2 separate regions of the Homo sapiens genome follow, and region 2 is linked to region 1. Evidence: read pairs that join two places in POLR2A ChIA-PET (ENCODE). Cell type or tissue: OCI-LY7. All regions are shown on one strand. Region 1 overlaps ELF1 (E74 like ETS transcription factor 1). Region 2 overlaps LHFPL6 (LHFPL tetraspan subfamily member 6).

Region 1 (4,000 bases):
GCATTTTGTAGTTTACCAAGTAAATTCTTACTTGGTACAACTTCAAGATGAAAGATGAAATGGAAAGTTATAGAGGTTGACTTATCTAAGAAAATACAGTTAGTAAATGATGTTCAACTACAACTTGAATGCAGGTGTTCTGATGGTAGATCCTGTATCCCTAATGTTAGGGAAAAGGTTTGTTTTCATTAAATTCCTATTCTACCTGTTTCTCAGTGATTTTAACTTTTAGGGTCACCTTTGCTTATTCTTCCCAGAATATCCCCCACCCCCTTTCCTTTCATGTTCTCTCTCCTTGGAAAAAAACAGATGTGGGCTATTTCTTTAGAAATAAGTAACATGTTACTTCCTTATGAAGTTTTTTCAGGTTCTCACAGGTATTTACCCCTCTCTATTCATTCTGTCATCTTTTGGTTGACTTGTTTATTTACATTGTTTTGTAATTATCTGTTTACATTGTTTCTTTTTAGATGTTGAACCACTTTGGGACAAGGATCATATCTTATTTATCTTTATTTTTGTATACCCAGTAAATGGCATATAGTAGATTTCATAAATACTTGTTGGGGGAATAAATACATGCCTGATATTTATTTTCTTTTTTCTAGAATCATAAACTGGTTAAAGAACTATAATGTGAATCTTTTCTACAGGTTGCCTTTATGGTTTATTTCTAAGAAATAATTTTATTGTAAAAGTTATTTTGTACTTCAGCTCCACCCACCCCCAGTTTGTTTTTGCTGTTTATGGAAATGAGATATCTTAGTGAAATTATTAGTGTTTTCATCCTAGTTAAAAGTGGAGATAACATATTGGTCCATTAAAAAATGTAGCTGAAGAGCTTAATTATTTTAGCTCGCTAAGCATCAAAAATCTCTTACTTTTGGCTTCAATCTGGAAAAAATGTCTAGCCATTCATTGTGGTCCTGATATCTCCACTGAATAAATGGAAATAATAATTCTCTTTATTACTTTTTGCTTCTCCCTGTATTATTTTCTGTTGTCACCAAGTTTTTTGTGCCTCAGTGATTGGAGGGTTATAAATTGCAGTCGTCTTGTCAACAGAGCAATAATTTTCACAAATAGGACTTTAGCTTAGATCTGGCCATTCTAGGAATGTCTTATAAAGTTTATATATTAACAGTTTTTCCAGCCAAAAATTGATAGAAGTTACTATGTCTTTTTAAACAATAAATCTAAATGATCAAAGTCAAATTTAAGGATTTAATTTTTAAGATTGAAGGAAAAATTATGAAGCTATATGAATTTAATTTTTAAGGAGTTTTAGAAGAACCAAATAGTTATTTTGTTTATTAAAACTTAGGTAGACATGTGGAAAATAGTTTATAGGGTTTTTGAGTGTCCTTTTACATGTCAGACCTCCCTTTTTTGTGCTCTTTGTTGGGGGGTGTTGATGTATTTCTGAGTTTGGATCAGAAAAATACATATATGTACGTCACTTTGACAATAGTCAGTGAAGCTTAGCTTACCACCAGTTGGTTCTGGGAAGCAAGTACATGCATCATGTGAAATTCTATAGAATGCTAAAACAAACATATGAAAACACTAATCTTTTACTGTTTAATGAAGAATTTTAGTAAGTAAATATTAAGAAAATAAAAGGTCCTTTGATCTTGACCTAGTTTGACTTTTTAATATACACTTTACTTAATATTCTTTTAAACTGTGTTTATTAATATATAGAAAAATTTATTATATGTCTTTTGTTTTCAAGTAGCTTATAATCTTAAGAGATGGGACATAGTAAATAATTACTGAATTACATGGGAGAATGAACTTTGCCCACTTCTGCTATAGCATACATATTACTATGATTTGCATTTGCCTTAGTTGATAGATTGTAAGCGCCTGTAGGGAAAGTCTTCTTAGCTACTTGTTGCTTTCCTACCCTTCTCCCTTACCCACAAGTGTCTGGCAGATAGGTCCCTAAAGAGTGCTTGTCCAAAAGAATATAGACGACACTGATTTATTTATTTATTTATTTTTTTGAGATGGGACTTGCCTTTTTTTTTTTTTTTTTAAGGTAAGGTCTTGCTCTGTGGAGTGCAAGTGGCTCTAACCTCAGCCTCCGAAGTAGCTGGGACCACCAGCTCATGCCACCATGCCCATCTAATTTTTAATTTGTGTTGAGATGGGTTCTCGCCATGTTGCTCAGGCTGGTCTCGAATTCTTGGCCTCAAATGATCCACCCACTCTGGCCTCCCAAAGTGCTGGGATTACAGGCATGAGCCACTGCACCTCGCCCTGATATGATTTCTGCAGGCCATCTACTATTAAAATATAGGAAAAGACAATATAGGAAGAATTATTTCTTCTTCTCCAGGTATTTCTATTTATAAAGGGGATGTTTTTAAAAATCCCAGTACACAGTGTCACATTTCAGTTGGCTCAAAGTCAAAATTAAATCAAAATGAAGGCGTTGAGGTTACCCCTAAGTAAATCAGCTTTACCTGGAACAGCCTCCTTTTGGATTTATCTGTACCTATTTCCCCCCCAGATTTTCCCTTCCCCTCACCTTATATACTCACAGATCGTCTCTGAAAGGTAAAAAAACTTCTCCCCACAACTCTTAGTCCCCCATTTACTGTAGGAGACGTCACATTCTCTGTGTCCAGTTGTCAGGGGTTGGATTGTAACTAGGAGTTAGATATTGAACGAGAGAGACAGAAGTTTCTTTCATGGGTTTTAAGATAACAGCCTATGTTGCCTGACAATCCCCATTTTTTTTTTTCTTTGAAGCAAGGTCTTGCTGTTTTGCCCTGCTTGGAGTAAGTGGCTGTCTATAGTTGTGATCACAGTGCACGGCAACCTTGAACTGTTGGGCTGGAGTGATCTTCCTGCTTCAGCCCCCTGCTATGGGAGCGTGCCACTGCATCTGGCTTTACATTTTTAAAGCAGAATATTTTGAGGGGAAACAGAATGTTGTGATTAAGATCACTAGATTCTAAGCCCTATGAGGGCACAAATTTTGGTCGGTTTGTTCACTGCTGTATTCCCAGCACTTAGAACAGGGTCTCTCACGTTGTATGTCTGTTCTTATGCCAACCACGCTATTTTGGTTATTATAGCTTTATATTCTATTTTGAAGACTTGTAGTGTGGTGCTTCCAGCTTTGTTATTTGCTATTTGAGATCTTTTGTGGTTCCACAAAATATGGATGTGGTTCTCTTTTTAAAAAAAAGATAGATGGAGTCTTGCTATGTTGCCTGGGTTGGTCTCAAACTCCTGGGCTCAAGTGATCCTCCCATCTTGGCATCTCAAGGTGTTGGGATTACAAGCATGAGCCACCATGCCCAGCCTTCATATAAATAATAATTAAAAAAAAATGTTGGCCAGGCACAGTGGCTCACGCCTGTAATCCCAGCACTTTGGGAGGCCGAGGCAGGTGGATCATGAGATCATGAGTTCAAGACCAGCCTGGCCAACATGGTGAAACCCCATCTCTACTAAAAATACAAAAATTAGACAGGCGTGGTGGTGGGCACCTGTAATCCCAGCTAGTTGGGAGGCTGAGGCAGGAGAATCGCTTGAACCCGGGAGGTGGAGGTTGCAGTGAGCCGAGACTACACCATTGCACTCTGGCCTGGGCGACAGAGTGAGACTCTGTCTCAGAAAAAAAAAAAAAAGTGTTTTTCCTATTTCTGTGAAGAATGTCATTGGTATGTTGATACAGATTGCATTGAATCTGTAGATTTCTTTGCGTTGTATCTAATTATTTATTTTATGATTTATTTTTATCATCTTTCCTAATCTCCTTGAGGACGTGTCAGATTTTTGTATCTATGCAGAGATATCAGTAGTTATTAGAGATGTTTAAGGATTAAATAAAAAGCAGTATACTGTACATGTTTTACTTTGTAAACCATAAAGAACTTATTAGACATTAGGTATTGCTAGTAAATAATAATATAAATAAACCTTATTGTGATATTGTACAATTCCTGGATGTGTCTTTATAGTAAAGTATTTTTTTAAATCT
Region 2 (4,000 bases), 1.4 Mb after region 1:
TTAGGGCAGGGCCTGCTATTATTTCTGGCAGAACAGGAAAATGCTTACAAAGAGAAATCAGTTTTTATTGATTATCTTTAAACGTGTAATGAAGGAAGGCAACAGGAAGTGAATCTGAGACCCATGAGATTTATGGTTCCTTCCCTAAGCTATGTATAGATTTTTTTTGAATTATATAGAGCTAAATGTTCTACTTTACAGAATACCCAAGGGGACAGACAATTGGGGAAATTATATATATTTTTAAAGAACCATGTTTTTTTCTTTGTGAGTACTTTTCATGAACTCTGGCTTGGTAAGAGTTACTGACATTAAGCTAAGAGTATAGTTTGTTAGTAGCAGCTGGCCGGGTGCGGTGGCTCACGCCTGCAATCCCAGCACTTTGGGAGGCCAAGGCAGGTGGATCACGAGGTCAGGAGATCGAGACCATCCTGGCTAACACGGTGAAACCCGGTCTCCACTAAAAAATACAAAAAAATTAGCCAGGCGTGGTGGTGGGCGCCTGTAGTCCCTGCTACTTCGGAGGCTGAGGCAGGAGAATGGCGTGAACCCAGGAGGTGGAGCTTGCAGTGAGCTGAGATTGGGCCACTACACTCCAGCCTGGGCGACAGAGCAAGACTCTGTCTCAAAATAAATAAATAAAATAAATAAAGATAAATAAAATTTGTTAGTAGCAGCTGATATTCTCTAATTTCTCAAAAATATTTCTCATACTGGCAAAAATAATTCTGGATGTAAAATCTAAGAGGGTTTTACAGAATCTCACCTCTCGAGGGCACAAGTAAACATACCCATTACCAAAGATAACAGTAAATTTAGAATTAAAAAATAACTTGAAATATGGAAAAAGTTTTAAAGAATCTGCTGTTTATCACTGTTACTTAATGGAGACCAGATGACCAAAAAAAAAAAAGTTTCAAAAAGAATTCCCTAGGTAGCTTGTTCATTTCATAATTGTTTGGGTTTTTATTCACAAAAACTTATGCAGTAAGTAATTTTATTTCAATAAATTTTTCCTATGATGAGTTGGGTTTCATAAAGACTCGGCAGAATGCCAAACCAGTGAGTTCTATGAATCTCATAGACTGCCATGCTTCAGAAATGTAATCAACATACAGGGAACTTTGCTATGAGGCAGATTCTCCTGCTAAAAATGATATGCCCAGGAGGGTTATGTTTAGCTAAAGTTAGGCTGCTCCAAAAACAACAGGAAACAGGAGAATGGCAAAATACAGAGGCATCCTGCTTAACCCCGCCTGCTGTGTCTAGAGTTTGTACATATGGTATAACATCAGGCAGTAAAACCCCTGCAGTACTTTGGAACAAGTTAAAGGACAAATTGTCAAACTTAATTCTGAATCTTCTTGCTATGGTTGGTTAGAGGTTAAAATGTCAGCTGTCAACTGATAGAGCAATGTAAAATGGGGCTGCCATACATGGATATTTTCTACCTATAGTAGGAATACCTCAAGGAGTCAGTGACTATCACTTTTCCTGTGGTAATCTGTACAGAAACTTTAATTGCCACCATCTCCATTTCATATTATAAGGTATGTTTATGTCTAACTTTAAAGAACCAGTGTGGGTTGAGTTACCCTCAACTGAGTTTTTAAAAGGCATGTAGAAAGGCTGTGGGGAAATACAATGTAAAATAAAAATGTTAACATGTATATAGTGTGGTAAGGATGCTAGGAGAAAATAGAGGCTTTAATGTTTTTGATTGGTGAATATAAAATTGTGTGCTTTCAAATACCGTTTTAGTCATTAAGGACTTTAACAGAATTTTAAAAAATTAATATCAAACTTTTTGGTGCACGTATTAGTAAGATTTACATGCCCTGCAAATGATACACGTAAGAATGTTGTAAAGACATATTAAGCGTATTTGTTAAGTTCTGTCAGGTGGTGCTTGCAAATGTCAGAATCTGAATGTGTACATTTCATCTTAAGAAACTGCTGGTGCAGTAATGAGGAAGTACCAAAGAGAGTCCCATATTTATATTATTCCATGTTTAGTTTGATCGTTAGTCATATATACATATGAAATGCGTGTGGAATGCTAATCAGCAGTAAACCATTACCTTTCCTGCTTAGACACTGTTCTGTTCTAAGAAGCCGGAGATCATCTCAACTAATAGACAGTTAAGTGCTGCTGAAGACAGTAATGATGTCAGAATGTTTCTTTGAGCATCCCTTGCTCTATGTTATGAAAGCGTCATTGCCTTTTCAGAGTCTCCTTACTGTAGAGTTCCACCTGGGCCTGTCTTTCATGACTTGAGGGAGACTGCTTGGGACTCTTGTTCCCTTGCTTTACTGTAAACCTGACCTGTCATATGATATGCCACGTTATGCTTTTCTTTATATCCAAGCTCTCTGCCAAGTGACAGCTGAGTAATAAGCTAAATAATGAGTGTTGGCATATTAATGGGCATAGTGGCTTTCTGTGACAGTGTCTTAACTGAAAACAGTTGCTCTAATTTAAAGAAATGTAGAGACTTCTTCTTAGGTCACTTGGGGAAGCAGGCAGGGCTCTTTTTTTTTTTTTAAATTATGCCTTATAGATTACTATAATAACTACTCTTGTTTTATTTGGCTCACTCTAACCTATGATAGAAGGTCCAGGTGAGTTGTCTTGAGTTTTTAGCCAGCAGTTTTTAAACTCTAGTATGCATCAGAATCACCTGTGGGACCTTTTAAAACACGGATTGCAGAATTTCTGTCAGTAGATTTGGTGGAGTACCTGATAGTTTGCACGTCTAACATGTTTTCAGGTGATGCTGCTGCTGCTGGTTCAGAGATGACACCTTGAAAACCATGTTCTGAGTTAACCATTTCCTATTTAAGAAGATGAGACTTCTGGTAGATGGCTTACTTTCAGAACTGAGTTAAAGTGTAGTTGTGTCATAATCTGCTATAAACCTCTCTAAAATTGAGCTATAAAGGGGGTCTGCTGCTGTAGTTTGGTATTGATTTAGCACATTCTTGTTCCATTTCTCTTAGTTCTTGTCACAACAAATTGTCTGCAGTTCTCTCTCAGTGCATATTATATATAGATACATACATATATATGTTATAATATATGAATTATATATAACATTTCCTTTTATTTATCATTTTTTATACCAGACACAAGATTTTGGATATGAAGTATTCAAAATAAGACCTTAATACAACTTCTGAAGTTTGCATGCAGTGGATTTTCAGTAAGAAATTGTTAATTGAAAGATAGGAAGACCGTACTATAGATCACAGGGATGGTCCTGGACGTCCCTTGGCCAACTCTGTACAGTCATGTACATCTTGGAAACATAGAATGATTAGGCCAGAAGGGCACACTAGGAGCCAGTCCTTCTGAATTTCTCCTGCAAGGTAGAATGGCACTTAAATCAGCTTTGACTAATGAAAAGATCTCCTGGTCTTCAGCACCTTTGGGGAAGAAGATGAGAAACTCTTGCTCAGTGGTCATACTTTTTAGGGCCACAGACCATGCCTTTCATCACAACCACGAACACTGATAATATAAAGGAGCAAGCTTCAGATGGAGGCCTACATGGTGAAACAGTGGGAGTGGGGCTTTGCCAGCCAGGAAGGAATGAAAGGGAGATGCATGCTGGGCGCGGTGGCTCACACCCATAATCCCAGCACTTTGGGAGGCCAAGGCAGGCCGATCACCTGAGGCCAGGAGCTCGAGACCAGCCTGCCCAACATGACAAAACCCTGGCTCCACTAAAAATACGAAAATTAGTCAGATGTGGTGGCGTGTGCCTGTAGTTCCAGCTAATCTGGAGGCTGAGGCATGAGAATCGCTTGAACCCAGGAGGCTGAGATTGCAGTGAGCCGAGATTGTGCCACTGCAGCCTGGGTGACAGAGCAAGACTCTGTCTCAAAAAAAAGGAAAGAAAGGAAGATACACTACAGGCGGCTGACAGTGAGCACCAGTGAGAGCATGCACTCTAAGCTCAGGATTTATTAAAAGCAAGGATGTTGAGGAATTAATAAA

What was found. Peaks named below come from ENCODE experiments on the same cell type or tissue, not always from the same donor. Only the 100,000 strongest peaks of a DNase experiment are listed, where the experiment ranks them.
Region 2: POLR2A ChIA-PET joins it to region 1 with 5 read pairs; 1 of 35 experiments calls an interaction of 5 or more read pairs at or near these places.

The regions. Positions count from the first base shown.
Region 1 is chr13:41,000,626-41,004,625 of GRCh38, reverse strand. The region is part of intron 1 of ELF1 (E74 like ETS transcription factor 1); the gene reads left to right. Among named protein-coding and RNA genes, the nearest start is that of ELF1, 17 kb to the left of the region's middle. In OCI-LY7, a CTCF peak has its summit at 958; no DNase peak of the experiment used is centred here; H3K4me3 peaks cover 2,994 bases; H3K27ac peaks cover 4,000 bases.
Region 2 is chr13:39,595,201-39,599,200 of GRCh38, reverse strand. All of the region lies in intron 2 of LHFPL6 (LHFPL tetraspan subfamily member 6), which reads left to right. Among named protein-coding and RNA genes, the nearest start is that of LHFPL6, 6.0 kb to the left of the region's middle. In OCI-LY7, no CTCF peak of the experiment used is centred here; DNase peaks (open chromatin) are centred at 1,220, 1,950 and 2,220; H3K4me3 peaks cover 2,923 bases; H3K27ac peaks cover 3,536 bases.